Linked DNA regions of Homo sapiens: region 2 is linked to region 1. A link is a loop called in an ENCODE intact Hi-C map of the cell type or tissue named here. Cell type or tissue: GM12878. All regions are shown on one strand. Each heading gives the region's core, and the rest is flanking DNA. Links, peaks and the distances in the headings are about the cores only. Region 1 holds the start of LOC105371002 (a long non-coding RNA gene). Region 2 overlaps LINC02253 (long intergenic non-protein coding RNA 2253).

Evidence for each region. Peaks named below come from ENCODE experiments on the same cell type or tissue, not always from the same donor. Only the 100,000 strongest peaks of a DNase experiment are listed, where the experiment ranks them.
Region 2: it touches region 1 in a loop (2.3-fold over the local background); 2 of 110 quality-filtered maps call a loop at or near these places.

Annotation. Positions count from the first base shown.
Region 1 is chr15:96,699,958-96,710,343 of GRCh38, reverse strand. It overlaps LOC105371002 (a long non-coding RNA gene), which reads left to right and starts at 5,529. Exons shown (of 3, transcript XR_001751745.2): 1 at 5,529-5,660; 2 at 7,879-7,986. RefSeq lists an enhancer at 6,701-7,311. In GM12878, for the core only: no CTCF peak of the experiment used is centred there; no DNase peak of the experiment used is centred there.
Region 2 is chr15:97,240,812-97,251,197 of GRCh38, reverse strand. The region is part of intron 2 of LINC02253 (long intergenic non-protein coding RNA 2253); the gene reads right to left. Among named protein-coding and RNA genes, the nearest start is that of LINC02253, 12 kb to the right of the region's middle. In GM12878, for the core only: a CTCF peak has its summit at 5,224; no DNase peak of the experiment used is centred there.

The DNA.
Region 1 (10,386 bases), core at 1,705-9,704:
TTATTATTCCTGTAATTCTTTTACAAATAGACAAACAGTATTAAGGAGATTAAGTTACTTGCCTGGGTTCATAGTCAACCAGTGCAGAACCTAAGTTTGAATCCATTTCTGCTATGATTCCAAAACGCTTGCACATTCTGGTATAACATTGCACTCTCTCTCTGGAACATAGGTAGAACTTAGCGCCAGCACACATTTTGAGGTATCTAAATAGAATCCCTGTTTCATTATTTCAGGCAAACACTACATAACACATCTGTTTTGTGCTCTATCAAATTCAATAGAAGAAATGTACGATTTCTTTTTGAGGAAATAAAGTTTACTTAGCCCCTATAAGGAGGCTTCAGAAAAATAGCAGAGCACAATCACTTGATTTTATGGGATATTTGAATTCAACGTGCTTCTGAACAAAACTTCACAAATCACGGGTATATGCAAGATCTCTGGTGAGCCCAAGGAAGTAAATGAACCAAAAGTTCTGGGATGAGGTATGAAAACACATGAAGGTCAAAGTTTTTTAAAATGGCAACTTTCAGACTCAATAGTTAATTCCTTCTTTCTTGTCTTCATTTCCATTACATGAATCAAACAAAAAACTGATAAGATTTTGAAGCAACAACAACAAAATTCAATGTATCTGATACGGCAACCTGAACAGAACGGAAAAGAAAAACAAGAAAACCTTTCATCTAAGCACATTTAGAGCCATGAACTTAACAACCAATGGCTTCTTCAAGAAAACTGGGAGGCATTCATTTCTATGTATTTCTGTCTAGGGGCATAGAGCGAAAGGGAAAAAGAGTAGGACACTTTGGGGTACTCTGGCCTCTTGTGAAAATTTAATGGACATTTCAAAAATGACCCAGAAAGGTAATCAATTAGAGCCCAGCTCCTGGTTAGGTTGGAGAATATTTAGCTCGTCTTACAAATGGGCTGCCCGTTCTCAGGCATACGGTGAGTGATGCTGGACGCACCTGTTTATTTTGCTCTGATTACACAAGAGTATATTTTGGGTTGGAATCATTAGCTCCAACAAATGAAATTCCTATTTTTATTCAAGTAAACATAGAAATGTTTAAATGATTCTGCAAATTGAGGACATGCACCAAAGACAACAAAATTATGACAACAAATTATGTAAACTTTTTAAAAAATCTTGTTATATTTTTCCCTGAAACTAGAACATCTACAATATGTTTCCATTTTGGTAATGTGTGCATTGTTGTTGCTTTTTTTCCCCGAACTTCCAACATCCTTTGCAAATAACACATTTTTTTCTAAAAATAAGAAATGGCTCTAAAACGTAGAGGAAAAATATGCTTGTCTAACCGTAATTTTTTTAGAGAAAAAAAACCCAAGCTGCTTTAAAAACTGAAAGACAAAGAAAGTATATTTCACTATAAATTATTCATTGCACTCATTTTGGATCAATATTTATAGATATTCACAGGCTTTTTATAAAGCTTGGGAGATTCTTTTAAATGTCATAATTTCCTTCTCAAAGCCAATGTCAGAAGCACAGCTTAGCGCTGACAATAAATGAACACTTGAGGTGCATGCCCTATTTTTTCCATCCTTTAGCATCAGGGCAGCTTGAAACACTGTGGGTTTCTGCCACCATTCTACCAAAACACTCCATTACTGACCTACTACATTCTGCCAAGTGGTTGCATTTTATAGGAACAAATAAACAAAGACACTGGTCATCTCTTCCCATTGAATGAGAACAGAGATGTGGCCACTATGATGACTCTCCATTGAGGAATTTGGGGCAATGATTTTTGCATTCAATCCCATCAACTCACATTAAGTGAGCAATAAAGGTTCCTAGAAAATATGGGTTGGGGGAGACCTGGTAACATCTCACAGCTTTCTGGAGAATGGCTTCTTGCCTATGGTCTGCTGGGGACAAGCCTGAAGATGAGGCTTAGAAGATAGAGGGGTGTAAATCAGAGAATGTCCTGCCAATCAAATATTACCTGCTTCACTCCTTTGATGCCCCCAAGAATTCAGATTTCTCTACCATGAAAAAAATATCAGCACCCACAGGGCTGTCTTCTCAGGCCCTCTACCAGGAGCATTGTTACAGTGAGAGAAAAAGAGGTTTAAAAGCTGCCACAGTGAATTCACCTACCCTGTTTAAGAAGCAAAAAAAAAAAAAAAAGTCTCTTTGCACCATCAGAAAAAATGTTTTATTTGCACCTTCCTAATTAGGACAGTAGAAATAGTTTAAAACTATTAAACTACAATATGAAAACTGAATTTTTAAACATTAGTTGCCCTTCTTAATGTGAAGCAATGGGATAAGTGAGAGAATTTGTAAATTCTAAGTATAATAAAAAATCAAAGAGGTCATCACAGTTAGTTTTATTGACTGCACAAACAATTTTGCTTTTTATTACATTGAAGAAGGGGAGCCAGTGAAATGGTGTATTTGTTAATGGCTTTGTAGGAATAAAAAAATAAAGTCTAATTATCAAAATCGAGATCTCAACCAGGTACCCTCATCTGGGCCTTGCAACTCTTGGTTTTTCTGTGTCACAAATGGGTGCTCTCAGAACAATAGTGGGGCTTTCAAAGGGCAAGATAATTCAGCAACACAGCCAGTGTCGGTTTACATTGAATGCTACCATGAAAAGCTCTTGCGCCCTTCATTCTTGATCTTAAAATGATCACTTCATTAAAATGGTTCTTTTCAATGAATGCATTGCCTTCCCAAGTAGTAACAGCCATTCAGTCACTGACTACATTAGAGTGTGTAATCTAGAATATTTTCAAAATGATTTTAGCTGCAAAATGCCTTGGGAGTCTTCAGGTTGAAAGGTATTACATCACTAGGAGCAATCATTAATATCAAATATTACCTTCAGACAAAAAGTGCTATCTGCAAACTTGGATGCTTATCAAAAAGTTACAGCAGCTCTTATGGAAAATGACTGATGGTAATCCGAGGATGACTTTTCCTTAGTGGGGCACAGGCCACGCTCTAGTGAAGAATAAAGCATTTCAGCTATACTTATTTTTTCTAATCCACAGATATGTCCCCAATTGCAGCTGATTTTTTTCTCTTTCTTGATCAAAAAGCACACCAACTTGGGGCCAACGCCAGTAAACACCCTTTCTATTTATATTTGAACTGCCCTGCATCTCCAGAGAGCTCTGATGCAGTCCAAGATCTTACTTGAAGCCCGAAGCCATTTCCTCAGAGTCTTTCTTACAAGACTCCAATGCCTCAGTGACTTTCTGCATCAGCAATTCCATCTCTGGGGCACGAAGATTGATTTTCTTTCTCCCTGCGAGTGAAAGTCCAGAATGTGTGCCCCCTGCATACTATCCTGAGAGACCGACAATACAACCACCAGATCAACTTGAAAAACTCATCGGGGGGGGCCCTCCAACCACCTCTGCGCTTCTCACTAGGTTAAGTGCTCCATATATCAATGAAGGCAAGACCCACTCACCCCAGTTCCCACCAGAGCTGCACACTGTGGTTATCTTTAGCTGAAGTTTTGTAACGCTCCTACATAGAAAATCTACACACAGCATCTCAGTGCATGCATGAACATTCAGGATGCAATCTTGAAACTGGGGCCTGAAAATCACATACATCTTGGTCCAGGGCTGAAGTAAAAATAAGGTGCTTTGCTTGATTGATTAGGAAATCATTAATGTGGTCATATATATGTGTGCTTTACACATATTTGGGGTCATTTTAAATGCTCAAACTGAGTTAACATATAAATGAGTTGCTTAAAAATAAGAGAATTTTTTATTTTGTTTTGTCTTGTATTTTAGAACTAGAAAAGTCCCCTTTTAAAGCAAGCTTGATAATTTCAGGAAAATATTTGAATTTTTAATTAAAACAGAGATCGGGAAAAGGCAACATTGATGAGTATCAACAATATATCTGTTTGTAATAGACTATTTTCTGTACTTTAAGAAAGTACTTTCTGTTTTATGCAAGAAAGATTGAGAACTAAGACAGGGTAGAGGAGGTAGGTGGGGAAATTCAGACATATAATCTGAACACACATGAAGTAGAGTAGCCAGGCTCCAAAATACGGACCTACAAACTTATTAAAGAGTGACGACATTACTTTCCCACATGCAAATTAATGTTGTTTATTGTTGGCAAGAATATGAGAGTCATAATATGGCACTCTTTCTGAGTTCTACATCTATATAAGCAAAATAAATAATAATGATAGGAACCCAAATTGGTCGAAAACTCAAGTTATTTTAATCACTATTAGACTGTAATCTTAGCTAGAAAGGGCATTTGTCATTTCCTCATTATCATTTGATTATTGAAAGTTTCTAGAAGAAAATTGCAAAAAACTTCACCTCATTCTTTGAAAAACATTAAGCAAACAAATATTGCCTTGAACCAAGGTATAAAAATTGGTGATTTAGCTTTTTTGACATAATCCATACAATAACTGAAATTTGATTACACTAGTATGATATTTCAAATTTGAAATTTAAAAATTTAAATTATTGCAGTGTGGTTTGTCTTTAAAACCATCATCTATAACACATATCTTTAGAAAAGTGACTGTTATATTTTCTGGTGTTACATTAATATTACTTGTGCTTTGTTTTATTTGCAAGTGATGTATTTTATTTGATATTTTGTTCTCCATACTATAATCACTTTAATACTTTCCGATACAAATTGATCTATAAGTTGCCAAATCAACATTCTTTATCATATCACACGTATAACATTCATTTAGATCTTGTTTATCGAGACATCTTTTACAAAATCCTGTACATTTTCAAAAGATCCTATTGAGATAAAATTCGAAGAAAGGATCCTTAAATGAAAGAGAGAACCTCTCCAATGTCTGAATATTTAAGCATCAAATTCCTATAAAAATGTATCATGGTTATATGAAAGCACATAGCCTTATAAAGACTAGGTACCCTTATCTTTTATCTCACATAATAAAAATAAATAAAAGACCAGAAGAGATTCACTGTCTCTCTACTACCCTCATTAGCAAACATCTGGCAAGCAAACTATCACGAGTAATATTATTTAACAACTTTTTTTTTTTGATGGTAGGGGGTGGTGGTGAAAGGGCAGATTGAAATGATATATGTCAAATATTAGTAGTCTTTTAAGAAGCCATCGCCCATGGCCCTTAACCCCTTACAGATGGCAAATAAGGTGCAGAGCAAACGAAATTAAGATGATAGTGTGTTGACAGGAGCAGGCAGATTCCAGCTTTCATCCCTACAGACAACAGGAATGACCACATCTTTTCAAACTGACACATTAATGAATTTAGCAACACCTGAACTTTTCTGGCAGGAGACACCTTTGACACCAGCAGGTTCTTTCGTGTCAGTAATAAAAGGATTCTGTATCATTCCCCGACTCCATATTTGATGGCAGAATTACCTTTTGGGCCCTAACAAGTTGACAGGGTTTCATTTTGCTTCCTCTTTTAATGACATCTTCTTTGCAGGTGAACTGGAGATGTAACGACTTCCTTTTTTGTCTTGGAAGATTCCTAAATGTCATTGAGAGACCCAAGACGTCTCAATCTCACTTAATGCAAACGGAAAACCAAGGGTTTTTAAAGGTGAAATGGATCTTGCTAATGAAGAAGTATCACTCTTCGTGGGGCATGCAGCTTGTTAGTTCAAGTTAGGTGAGTGTCACAGGTCAGGGTTCAAGCATGACGTGGGGTGTGACTAAAGATGTCATCTTTTATTTTTCCGGGTTTTGGAAAACATAATTGAATGGCTGGGCAACAAAAACGGAATCCTTTCTGCATTTGGGATCCAAAGAGAAAGCTAATGAGCTCTTGCCTTAAAAATGTGTGATGATGGGGTCCCAATTATGATAAAGTTTAAATATGTGAACTTTAAATATGTGAACAGTAAAACCACACTGTAAATACAGCCGCCTTATTCATGGGGACCAGAAACTGAAGTTTTTTGTTTATCTTAACTCCACAGTGATTTTATTTTTCCCACGAGTGTGACTCAGTAGTTACATAGTAATCCCTTTGTTTCATTTGCCTTCTTTTCCACAATAAAAAGGCAAGAAAAACAATACTTGTAGTTATCATTAACTTGCAAAATGGTCATGAAGCCCAAAGAAGGATGGGGAGACTCCTCTCAGACTTAAAAACTTGGCAACGTTAGAACTTCCTACACATTGAAATCATATAGAAATTCTCTATTTGCTGTCCTTTTTCCGATTTTACTTATCTGGCTGGTCACCATTTGGGGGAAATATAAGAAGGGAAAATCCAATTCACACAGTGACATAAAATCCATTGTGGGTGAATTAAGCCATAGCTCCCCAGCAAAACCAGACTTAAATGGGGAAGTGCTTGACCAGCACAGAGAGGGTTAAAGAGACACTGTCTCAGCTGTCAGCTCACGGTCACCATCAAATGACCAAGATATGCAGTAAATAATGTCCCATATTATTAAATGATAATATTTCCAACCAAGCTAAACTAATTAGCAGACTGTACTTGGCTTGTGACAGCATTTTGCCTTTCCCTTTTTTTTGCCTTAAAATCTATAATTGCAACAGGCAAAACTTTTCAGACCCAGCAGGTTCATTTGAGAAATGCAAGATCTAACCATTTTAAGAGAGGGCCATCCTAGCAAAGTAGCTCCTCCCTTTCTTTTTTTTCTAACTTTTCAAATCCATATAATTAGAAACAGGTTTACCCATCACCTTTATGAAACAAAAATTATTCATTAAAAGATGAGGATGGTTTCTCAATGGAAATAGTTATATGAACCATGGCCCCCATGCCATTTTAGGAAAAACACGCAATTACACTTGGTTATAACAGGTAAAATAATGACTTTTTCACCTGTCAATTGCTAGCTTAAAATTCCCACACATGTAGGCCATTTCTGTTTCATCTGCTCTTTGAATTTCAGCTGCTTTGCTTTTCAATGCCTCCGTTTCACTGGTGTCTCCTTTGTGTCTGAGACTCTCACACTGGGTTCTCCCTCTTTGGTGCTGGGCTTTCTTTTCACAGTGACATTTCAACATAAACAGTCAATATTCATTACCTCAAAGGAGACTTCCCTCCTATTGCTGACCAATTAAATACCAGCTGAGATAGGCAGACAAAGGTAAAAGGAGCTGTAACACAAGACAGGCTTAGAGCATAGTTTCTGCTTCCTTAAAGGAAGAAAAATTGTCATCAAAACAAAGAGAGCTGGGGATTTAGGGACTATCTCTATCCAAGAGACACAATTCCGCGGGATATTATGGTTCCCTATCTTTCATCTGGCACACTGCAGAGTGTGGGGGTTTTGTATTATTTTTGTTGTTGTTGTTTTTAATAATTCACTACCATGCATTTTTGAGGTTTCACTGAGAAGGACAATCAGCCCTTAATTAGTTCCTGACTGTAGATGGCCACATTGGCATAGGCTGTTTACTCAGATGCTGGTGGACCTGACCTTTATTTTCTTATTCTGCTGCCTAATTTGATTTAGCTTGATTTCTGTATTTCTCCACCACACAAGAGCAACTCAGGAGGCGCCACTTAGAACATCTGTTGAGACTGAGCCCTTTCTGCTGAACTCTCCACTGTATCGGGAATTGCTGGGAATGGCTGTGAGACTCAACTGAGTCCTCTGAACTGTGTATTCACTTCAGGGAAAAATATAAAAAGGGGTTCTCGTATATTTCCTTGAATCATTAAAGAGCTCAACTCCCTTCCCACCCCATCCGCCCCTCCCCCATACCCACACACTCTCCAGGATACACAGAAAAATGTAGGGCAGTAATGGAGCTGTTTTCTTAGGAAACTTGGATAGGGCTTTTGTTGTTGTTGTCGTTGTTTTAAATTCTGCAAATTTCAAACTATTTCTTTGTTTCTTTTTCAGAATTCTGGGCAGTAGGCGTGTGCCAAGCTGCAAGACTTTTTCTCCTCCTAAATGAATCGTGCAGTAAATTGGGCATTTGGATCTTTCCCTTGTGAAGCTATCTCACAAGTAAGCCACTTACTCCACCTTCACAGAACATTCCCCACTTCAGCAGCAAGGGATCACACAGGGTGCTGATTTTTACATTCAAAATGCACCCTGGATTTAAAGGGCTATAACCCAAACTCCAAACTGCTATCAGGACTTCTATCCACAAATTCCACATTTCCTTAAGGACTGATTTAGATAAAATTATCATGCAAACAGTGACCCTAAAGCAGAAGGTTACATATAAATAAAGCACACACACCCCATTCATTTTCATAAACTTACGTATGCATTCTAGCTTGGTCAGCAATTCTAAAAGCAATTACATTATTCCTAAAACAAACAAACAAAAATCATTCTAGACTGCAATCTCTACTCAACTTCCATTAGAAATAGAATTAAAATAGTGATCAATACTCGAAGCAATGCATAGTCCAAAATATGTGTGTCATATTAATTAGCTGTTTGAGAGAAGTGATATCCCAGTTTAATTTTCTGAGAGTCCCTCATGAATTATTTCTCTGCTTTGTCTTTTGAAAATGAGCGTGCAGTTAATACAAGATGGTAAACTTTTATTTATCCTGATGTCTTTTATAAAGAAAAAAAAACACTTTTGCTCATAGGAATTGTGGTCCCCTCCCCTCTATCCCAGTCCCTAAGCCAGATTAGGTGAATTTAATCATCAGAGAATTTTATTTTTCATTTGTGCTTCTAGCAGCTAGAGGGCACAAAAGAATGCTTTTACCTTGCCTTGTCTTTTTTTTTTTTTTCTTTTTAATCACTCACTGGAACTATATAGACTTAGAAATAAACAAAAATACTGGGGAGGTTGGTGGATTTCCTCGCACCTTCCTTCCTCAGATGTCAATTTTCATATTTTCATTCCAGCAGGGATACAAATTCCAAATGGCAGGAATATGTGAAAGTGTATAAGAACTTCATCTTCCTAAAATAAAGAATAAACCCCCAAAGAATGAGAGACTCAAAGTCAGGCAAAATTGGTCCAAGTTTGGTCCATTGTTACGTTTCTGAACTATTTCGTAAAGCTCTTTGTTCAAAAGCAATCTAAACACACATTTAACCTTTTTCATTCTAGCATCTTAAATATTAATGTTGGTTGTGATTCTGCATTAACAACATCTATTATTTTTGCACTAATAAGAGGCTTACAAGAATAAACATGAAAGGCTTGAAACAACCTTCCTGTCAATTAAGAAAGTCAGTAATACTTCAAGCGAACACTTTCTGCAGATCTCAGCAACTGCAGTCCATGTAGGAAATGCATGCTTCCAGCCACAAAAAAGGCTCCGATCCACGACTATAAGTTTTGCAAACCATCTCTCAAACACACTTATACCCACCCCCACCCCATCTTGTAAAGCTAGCTACTAATACTCAATAGTAAAAGGCATTCTTTTTGGACCATTTATTTGAAAGCATAATAGTTTGGCGTTTTTCTGCAAGAAACGCTAATAAACCTCAGGAGGAGTCACATCTGTTGCTGTAGTACAAAATGGGTTGGGCCTCAATAGCATAATATATATAAACACTTTTTCCCCCTAATGAACTGTACCACCCCCTTAGGCATAAATGAGTTGGATCTGGATTGAGTGCCATTTGCCAAATTGTAAATTGCCTACATTTATTTTGGGAGTGCACTAAACAGAGTGCTAATTGCCTTGTTTAGCACTTTCCTTTCTTTCATTTGCACTGGTGTAAAATCTTAGTAAATTAACTCAAGGCTTTTATTATGTAGGTAGCATTTGAACAACCAAGAATTAGTGAGGAGGCAGCATGAAAGGACTGATAAAAGAGGAGTTGGCTCTACCCATAATGCCATTTATATGTCCCTTGAATTAAAAGGATGGAATTAACTTTTAATCCTTGGGCTTTTTAAATAGCTGATGTTAACACAGAATGTATTACGCAGCCATTTTATTCAAATTTGCTCACTTAAAATGGGTAGAATGTTAACAACCATGATCGTATGGGGAAAGTGCAGCTAGCTGTATTCATATACACAAGTGTATATATTAAGATTCATTCCAAATAGCAATTTATGTAGTTGCAGTCAATTGCATAGTCAAGATTCCGGCTTATTGTCAAAGACAAAACACTCCAAAGTCATTAACATCCACTGCTGTGCAGTAGCCTATGTAAAATGAGTTGGGAGTCTCGTTGCCATTCTTAATGGACAGGTGTGTGTTTCAGAAAAGCCATTACCAGATTTAGCATAGCACAGAATGCATGCTGGTGGTTTGACTGCAGAGGATAGAGGCAAAATAGCCCCCAGGGCTGAAGGGCTTGTGCTCCTACAGGTGGCCTCCTGTGAGGGGATTGTCCAGGGAGCTGTGGAATCTCACAGATGCAGGGCTCCTGGGATAAACAAAGACTTTTCTATTCTCAGTGTGCTTGCTTCCA
Region 2 (10,386 bases), core at 983-8,982, 540 kb before region 1:
CTGGAAGATATGGAAACATCCCCACCCCCCACTGAGAGATGAGACTCCCATGGGTGATGGTCTAATTACAAAATGGGCTGATTAGCTTTGGGTTGCCTTGCTATGAAATGCACCGTCGGTAAAAGCACCACACTGTCTTCTCCCGTAATATTTCCCTCCTTTTGGGGATCCAGGATCCAGTATAAAATGGCGCACTTAACTCTGGGGGTTTGTCTTTGCCTTCAGCTCTTTATTTGCTGCTTATTTGGCCCCAGAAATGCTTTCCTGGCCCTCTTCCTCCAAGGGCTCCACCCTGAAGCCAGTGATCCAATTAAGAAACTGGCAAATGAAAAATCTTGCAAATGCCAAATCTTCTACCTGTATGTGTTGTGTGTGTGTGTGGCATTTATATATAAAAGAGCTCTGATTAATTGGCTTAGAAAGATAAGCACTTAAATATTTTGTCACAAAAATAGAAACTTTAATGCCTTTTGTTCTCGTGACTTTAGTAATCTTTTGGAAATAAAGACACTTTTAAAGATTATTGGTAAATAAAAAGCCTTGAAAATGTAGACATTTGGTCTAAATTAAGGTCAGAGATCAGATTTGCTAAATGCTTTAAGGTCAAATTATTTCTTTGACTTTTGAAAATTGTTCGATTTACCTACTTTGGAGCATTAGATTATAGATAAGCCTGGGGACATATGGAGAGCCATCCCCTCTAGATATGCTAAAAAGAGTCAGACTTTATCTTCATTTCTGTCTGATTTCCTAGGCTCCATCCCTGGTACATAATTAAAATCACTTACTTATCAGGTTTTTCACTAAAAATAAAAGTTGCTAAGAGTTAACATTGTAACATGCAATTGAGACCACTGGAGAGACAATTTTACAAACAAGGTGTGTAGGGAATGTGTTTTTGGTAAAAGATTATAAGAAGGCATAGGAATATGGCTTTTGTTAAAGGGAATGTAATTTTGTCTAGTTCAGAGGGTTTTAAAGATTGTCTTAACCTAAAAGAGTAACGGAAGAAAACTGAAGGTTTAAGCAAAGTAAAAAGGATTTGTAAAAAGGATTGATCTGATAAAAAAATTCTGTGGGTATAAACAAATTGGCTAAAATTTAAAAGAAATTATTTAGCTTTTATCTGCAGATTAAAACATTAAGATAATGATGTTGTAAGGCCAGAATCTGGGCCCATGTGTCCGAAAAACAGGGTTTTCTTAGAAAATTGACCTGCTGTTTGATGGAAAATTGTAAAGGGATCTAAAAAGTGTATTGAAATCTTATGTTCAAACTAATTAAAACTGGACAGAGATACAAAATTTTATTTAAAAAACTAGCTTTTACGTTAAGGATGCACTAATGCAAACATGAAATTTGTTTTTCTCTTTTGAAGACGATTTTTGTGTAACATTAAAAGATAATGAAAGACTTTTGCTTTCTCTCCCATGGGTAAATGGCAGGGAAAAAAAGGAGGAGAGAGAAAAGACAAATTTAGCCTCATGCTACCTTTATTGGATGTTGCTTGGAAAGCTAAGTCTCCTCTACTAGAGTAAAGGTTTTCTTTTTTAAAGCTTATTTAGAGTTATCATTTTGGCCAAAATGAATGACTTAAGGTAACCTGGGATTCTATTTTGTGATATCAAGTGTTTTAAACCTTTGATATTTGACAAACTTTCCAAAATCAAATTATAAAGTATGTCTCTTTCTGGACTAATCTTTTAGATATTAGGTTCTCTAAAGTCCAAAAATGACATTTGGCTCATTTTGTATAGAAATCATACAGGAAGCACTGCCAAATATGAAATGGTGTTTGGCTTTCTTTGGGTTATATTTGTGTAAATGTGTTATAGGCGTATGTTCTGAAATTAAGTAAAACTCCTATAATTCTAATATGACTTAGTATATGTTATCTATCTGTAATAATTATAATTATTATGTTAAATGACTGTGTGCCACAGAGGTAAAAAATTTACTTGTCAACCATGTCTTTAACTGCAGCTGGCCTAAAAGTGTTTTTGTCATTCACAGACAATTGTTGTCTCATTTTCATCCTCTTTAAAAGATGGTTTTATAATCAGCTATAAAATTTAACAGGTGCTCTTAAATGCAGGATTCTGACTAATAACTCTGGAGATTGTGACATTAGAAGAGAGGGAAAACTTTCAAATAGAAGAGTGAATGGTGTTTGGTTTTCTTTGGACTGTATTTGTATAAATATTATATTATTAGTATGTGTTCCAAAATTTATGGGAAACTTCTATAATTCTGATATGATTTAATGTACATTATTAATAATAATTGTTATATAAAATTGTTGTATGCCACAGAAGTAACCAAAATTCCTAGTCACCTGTAGCTTTAATAGGGGCTATTTACTTGTCATCCACAGACATTTTGTCTTGTTTTGATCCTTTTCAAAAGGCAGTTTATAATCAGATATAGGACTGTGAGTGCAGGTCTCAGACAACTTTAAAAATTGTGCTATTTGAATAGAGGAAAAAATGAAACTTCTAGGAGTCTCATGGAGATCTGATGTGTTAAACGTTGCTGATCCTTTTGTTTTCAGAGTCAAGATAACTTATTTCTTTAAAGCTATTTGCAACTTTAACAAGTGAGTAAAATATACTCCTGTGAACAAAATTTGGAGCATATTTGTTCCCCTCTACCTGATTTCTCCAGAATTTGGAAACTATTTGTGAGTATTCTCAATTTATGGCAGTACAGTTAATTGCATAAGTGCAATAAGAATCTGTTTTCTTTTGTAACAGGATATAATTGGAGAAATTGGTTATTTTACCAAGGCTTTGACTGGAATGGCATGCCTCCTTTAAAGAATCAAAGTTGACTTATAGAGCCAATTAAAGCCCATTGGGGCATCTGGCCTCATACTTTGTCCGCATAGAGTACCTGTACAAGATACCTGTACAGGAACCTGTACAAGGTTCCTGACCTGTGGTAAGTAAAGAATGTCACTTTCTAACAGGCCCAGGAACCCCAAGTTACCTTGGGACCTCAAGAGGAGAGGAATTTGCCCAACTCATAGGTACTTGAGGGTACAGACCCATGGCTGGGCTCGGCTTTTAATAAGTGTTATCTGAGATTCTTCATGGAACAGAGTTCTAACAAAGCCAATTTAAAAAACCTAAGTAAAAAATAATTATTCTTGCTGCACTTTATGCAAATAATCAGGCCAAATACAGTAAGACTAAAGTTTCTTTTGTAAACAAATCAGTTCTATTGTGATTTGTTTTTAATAAAAATGGGGACTGGAGGGAGACAAAAGTATGCTTCAAAAGAAAAACTGAAGTACACTGTTGTTAACCGTTCTTAAGGTTTTTTCTGCAGTTTAGACTAAATTCTAAATTCATTGTGGGTTAGAAGTCTCCAAACTAATGTTTTCAAATCTTTGCTTTTAAAATTGGGAATTGTAGTCCTCATCCTAGGACTCGTTATTTATCTTATAAACATGCTGTTTACTTAAATATCATCCTGAAACATAAATAAAAGTATATTTTTACCACACAAGCCTTGCAAGCCCAGCCAAGCCTGCATAAATACACTCAGACAGTTGTGAAGCAGGTCTACTCTTCTCTCCTTGGGGTTCACTCCCATTCCCGCTATGTCCCCTGTAAGCAGGAAAAATCTAGAGTGATCAACAGCCTCTTCCCATCTTCATAGCCTACACCTAAAGATTAAGGTGTTATAAAACCCAAAGGGAGGGACCGAAAGCGCAATAGCAAAATGATGACTGAGACAGTGAGAGATCTAACTTAATTGACTCCATCTCGCTTCTAACCTCCAAACTGTCCTTGTTCATTCCTGGGCATAGGCTGCACTAACTTCGGGAGAAACATAGTTTATAGTTTAAACAAAGACGGTTAGAGTCCTTTCTCAAAGCAGACTTCCTTCTTGCCTGGGGACTAGATTGCCTTTGTAGGACTAACATTAGCCACAAGATTAGAAATTATAGTTCAGGAGTCATGCAGCTGGAGGCTACAAGATTCTGACCCTCCCTAAACTGCTTCTAAGATCAGTGCTTGAGATATTTGGCAGAGCCTGCACTTGATGGATCAGCTGGCACCTCCCAGATCAATAAACTGGCTCATCTGATCTTGTGGCTCCCACCCAGGAACTGACTCAGCGCAAGAAGACAGCTTTGACTCCCTAAGATTTCATCCCTGAACAATCAGCACTCCCGGCTCACCGGCTTCCCCCAATCCACCACGTAATCCTTAAAAACTCTGCTCCCCTAATGCTTGGGGAGATTGATTTGAGTATTTAAACAATTCTGGTCTCTCACACACACACAAAGAAAAAAAGAAAATCGAGGTTGCAAAGAATAAGTGACCTCTGGATATTTTTGTTCACTTCTAGTTCCTTATCATGTTTATTAAGATGTTATTTTAAATATAACTATAGCATTATTAAACTGGATATTTCCTCAGAAAAATATTTAATGTGAACTTAAGTGATACTTCTGAAGCAGTGGAATTCTGGTTTCTTTCACTATATTTGATACACTAAGATGAACATTTTCTCCATATTTACAGAAATAATCTGGTTTGTACTCAAACTACATTCTCAAAACAAAGCAGAATATAAAATGGATTTTTTAAATAAGTAAATGTGTAGTATTTTTTCAAGTTTCTATTTCAGGAATCTATTTCCAAATCCATTAATGAAGTGAATATATTTCTCTAAAAATATTTAAAATATTCCTATATAAATTGTAACCTGAAGCAACTAATCATCTTCTAATTTAGCTTAAAGAAAAAAATACAGGAATAGAAAACGTGTGTGTGTGTGTGTGTGTGTGTGTGTGTGTGTGTGTGTGTGATTTTTGGAAGGTTGTCCAAGAGACTGGTATTTTTTTCACCTGACTCAGAGTACTGATATAGAACCAAAATACTTTGGATAACTGGTAGCCACTTAGTACAAAAGAGAGTTCAGTGGCTTCTTGCAGTGCCAGAAGTGCCAGTACTTGTCACACTGTAGACAAAGGCCAAAACAGCTCACCACAATTGGGAAAAAGTATCCTGCTAATGACTTTTACAATGAGATGGAAAGAGAAGAATCGAATATATGTCCAATTTTTTAGCTTTTTAAGAGGCTACCTAAGGGACTGATTTTTGTCTCATGTGACTTAGGGCACTGATGAGGAGCTGTCATAGTTTGAATGCCTGGGGACTGCAAAGAACAAAAGAGAGCTTGGCATATAGTTCTGGAGAACCTGCAGTACCACAGACAGACACAAGAGAGAGCAAGAGCCCACAAACTCCTAAAAAAGAAACCAGCAAATCTCTCTAATCTGGAAATTACATGCACAAGCTCAGAGAAAATGCATTTCCATAACATGTTTGAGAGGCCCTCTGAATCTCTAGTCATGCTGACTGATGAAGGTATTCCCCTGTATGAAATCAGTCTGTAAAAACTCGAAGTGTTAGTTGTTTTTTCAAATAAAAAAATTACAACAAAAAATAAGAAGACACATGAAGAAACAGGAGAACATGACCCAATTAACGGAACAAACTAAATCTCTAGAAACTGACTCTAAAGAAATTGATATTTACAAACTATCTAAAAAAGAATTCAAAATCATTGCTTTACAGAAGCTCAGTGTGCTGCAAGAGAATGCCAGATAGACAACTAAATGAAATCAGAAAAACCACAAATGAGCAAAATGAGAATATGTACAGAGATAGAAACTACATGAGAAAAAGCGAAGTAATTTTAGAGCTGGAAAATAAAATAGGTGAATTGAAAAATTCACTACAGCAGATCAACAGCAGATCTCACAAAGCAAAAAAAAAAAAAAGTCAGTAAACTCTAACACAGGTCATTTGAAATTATCAAGTCATAATAATAAAAAGAAAAAAGAATGAAGAAAAGTAAAGAAAGTCTAATTGATGTACCAGCACCCACGAGCAGACCAATATACACATTATGTGAGAGTCTGAAAGAGAAGAGAGAAAGATTAGAGCAGAGAGTTTATTTGAAGAAATAATGGCCAAAATTATCTGAAATGTGAGGAAGAAAACAGACCACATTAAATTCAAGAAGCTCAAATAACTTTAACTAAGAAAAACCCAAATAGGTACAAATCAAGACACATTATATTCAGACTGACAAAAGTGAAAGGAGAGACTTGAAACTAGTAAGAGAAAAGCAACTCATCACATGAAAGGAGCTGCCATAAGATTATCAGTGGGTTTTTTAGCAGAGACTTTAGAGGCCGAAGTGAGTGGGACGATACATTCAAAAGGCAAAAATAAATAAAAATTGCAGCCAAACATAAAAACTGTATCTGTCAAAACTATCTTTCATAAACCAAAAAGAAATAACTTCCCAGATGAACAAAAGTGGAGGGAGTTCATCACTACCAGACCTACATAAAAACTACCAAAGACAGTCCTTGGCGTTGAACAAAAAGGACACTATGTAGCAACATAAAAGCACAGAAAAACATAAAGCTCTCTGGTAAAGCCAAATATAGAGATAAATACAGAATTCTATAATATTGTAATGGTGTTGCATACAGCACTTTTAATTCAAGTAAAAAATGTAAGCAATATAAGCATAACTACAACTGTAAAACAATGTTAATGAATACAAAATATTTTTTAAAATGTAATTTGTAACATCAGTAACAAGTATGTGGTAAGGAGATCTGAAAGAGTAGTTTTGTATATAATTGTAGCTAAGCGGTTCTCATTTTAAAATAGATTGCTACAATTCTCGATGTTGTATGGGATCCCCATGATAACTACAAAGAAGATACTTATAGAAGATGAACAAAATCAATTAAGAAAGAAATAAAAGCATGACACTACAAAGGATCAATGAACCCAAGGGAAGACAGCAAGAGAGAACAAGAGGGACCAAACTAATACCATACATACAGAAGACAATTAACAAAATGGAAATAATAATTCAGTAATTAAGTATAAATGGGTTAAACTCATCAATCAAAAGACACAGTGTAGCTAAATAAATTTTTAAAAAATCAAGATCCAACTATATGTTGTTTATAAAAGACTGACTTTAAATAAAAAAGACATGCATAGGTTGAAAACAAGAAGATGGAAGATTTTTCCATGCAAATTTTAATCAAAAGAGAGGAGGGTTGGCAATACTTATATCAGACAGAATAGGCCTTAAGTCAAAAACTATCACAAGAGACAAAGAAGTACAATATATTGTTATAAAGGTTTAATTCACCAGGAAGATATAACAATTGTAACTATATATGCACCTAATAGCAGAGCACTTATATATATGAAGCAAACATTGACAGAAATAGAGAGATATATAGACAGCAACATAATAATTGTAGGAAATTTTAATACCCTGTTTTCAATAAGAGATAGGCCAACCAGAGAGATCAACAAGAAAATAGACGACTTGAACAACACTATGAACAAATTAGACCAACAGACATATATAGAACACTAAACCCGAAGTTTGCAGAGGAAGGAAATAATGAAGAATAGAGCAGAAATAAACTCAACAAAGAATAGAAAAACAATTTAAAAATCCATAAAATGAAGTGTGTTCTTTGAAAAGTTTAACAAAACTGGCAGATTTTTAGCTGGACTACAAGTAGAGACCCAGTTAGCAAAAGTTAGAAATAAAAGAGGAAACATTACAACCAATGCAAAAGAAAGAAAAGGGATCATAAGAGACAACTATATGAACAATAGTAGGCCAACAAATTAAATAACATAGAATAAATGGATACATTTATAGAAACATACAACCAACCAAGACTGAATCATGAAGAGATAAAAATAAAAAATCTATAACTAATGAGATCGAACGAGTAATTTATCAGTAATAATAATAAAAATTCCCCCGCAAAGAAAAGCACAGGACCAAATGGCATCACTGTATTAAGCAAAGTTGAGGATACAAGTCACCATTCAAAAATCAATTACATTTCCATACATTAACAATGAATAATCTGAAAAGAAAATAATATTCATTTATAATAGTATCAAAAAGAAAAAATACTTAGGAAAAACTATAACCTAGAAGGTGAAGCACCTGTACACTAAAACTACAAAATATTGCCTAAAGAAAGTAAAGACAATATAAGTAAATAGAAAGACATCCTGTTTTCACGGATTGGAAGACTTCATATTCTTAAAATGCACATAGTACCCAAAGTCATCTACAGATTCAATGCAATCTCTGTGAAAATCCCAATGACATTTTTGCAGAAATAAAAAAAATGACTCCAAATAGCCAAAACAATCTTGAGAAAAATTTTAAAAACCTGGAGCCCTCGTATTTCCTAATTTCAAAACATATTACGTAGCTACTATAATCAATATAGTATGGTAATGGCATAAAGATAGACCAATAGGTCTATGAAACAAAACAGAAAAAAATGCTTTACAAAAACTGTTAACATTTATAATGAAATGATCTTTGACAAACTGCTAAGGCTTTGTAATGGAGAAGAATAGTCTCTTCAACAAATAGCTGTAGGAAAGTTAACGTATATTCGTAATGCTTGAGTTTGTTATTGAAAATGCAATTGCTTATTGTATTGTGCCTGTTTTCAAGAAGAAAATGGAGTTTATAAAGGATAAGTCAACTCTAGATATTTTTGTTCATGTCTAGTTTCTTAATGTGTTTATTAATTAATGTTATTTTAAATACAACTATAGTACTATTAAAGTAGATATTTACTCGGGGAATATTTAGTGTGAACTAAAGTGATACTTCTCAAGCAGTAGAACTCACTTGCAGAAGAATGAATTTGAACCCTACCTTACACCATATTCAACATTTATCTCAAAATGGATTAAAGGCCTCAAAACCTGAAACCATAAAACTCCTAGGGAAAAACAAAGTTGAAAAAAAAGTTTTGTAACATTGGATTTTGCAATGATTTCTTGGTTACCACATCAAAAGCACTAGCAAGAAGGCACAAATAGATAAATGATAGCACCAAACTTGAAAACTTCTGTGCAGCAAGCAAAACAATCAACAGAGTTAAAAGGCAACCGACAGAATGAGAGAAAATTTGCAAACCACATATCTGATAACGGATAAATCTCACAAGTACGCAAAAACTCCTATAACTCAACATCAAAAAACACCAATTAGTCAAATTTAAAAATTAGCACTAGACTTAATAGACAGTTTCCAAAGTAGATACACAAATGGCCAATGAGAATATAAAAAGATGTTCAATATCACTAGTCCTTAGGGAAATAAAAATCAAAACCACAAGAAAATTTTACCTTATACCTGTTAGCATGACCATTATGAAAACAAAACAAAATGGAAAACAACACAAGTATTGCTGAGGATGTGGAGAACTTAGAATTGTTTATTGTAATGTAAAATGCACTGTTGATTGTAATGTAAAATGATACGGTTGCTATGAAATACAGTATGGAGGTTCCTCAAAAAATTCAAAATAGAACTACCATATGATCCAACTACCCCATTATTGAGTATATATCCAAAGGAAATGAAATCTGTACATTAAAGAGATATCCACCTTCCCGTGTTTATTGCAGTACTATTCACAATAGCCAAGATATAGAGACAACACAAGTGCCCATTGATGAATAAATGGATAAAGAAAATGTGGTACATACACACAAAGGAATACAATTCAACAACAACAAAAAATAATGAAATTCTGCCATTGGCAACAACATGGATGAACTTGAAGGACATTATGCTAAGTATAATATGCCAGGCACAGAAAAACAAATACTGCATGATCTTTCTCATATGTGGACTCGAAAATAGTTGATCTCATAGAAACAGAGTGTAATTATAGTTATCAGAGACTGGGGATTTAGAGCACACGGGAGGATGGGAAGATGTATGTATTTGTTACTTGGATAGATTTAACCATTCCATAATGTATAAATACTTCAAAACATCATGTGGCTCACAACAAAAAATACAATGTTATCTGTCAATTTTTTAAATTAAAATATTTATAAACCTTTAGAAGATAAATTTAAAAGAAATTTAAAAATAAAAAGAAAAATCAACTGGTATTCAAAGCTTTCCAAACATACTTGAAAATGAAAAGTTGGTTGATGATAAAAATATTAATATTTTGCTTAATGATAGTGCATTATAGGGAAATATTGACATATGGTAATACACTTATTACAGACAGGAAAATCAGAATCTGAAAGCCCCATACCAACATTTTCAATGATTTGGAGAAAAGGTTGTCAAGAACATAAAGAAAATGAGAAAACTCACTGTAAATGGTTTAAAATTTTAATTCAAGAGATAGATTACGTATAGCATTTACTTATTAGCAATTCCTTTTGTGGCAAATAGTTCATAAAGAAATATTTAACTTATTTCTTCAAAGAAAAATGACAATGTAAGAAATCATTTGAGTGTACAAATCTTCCA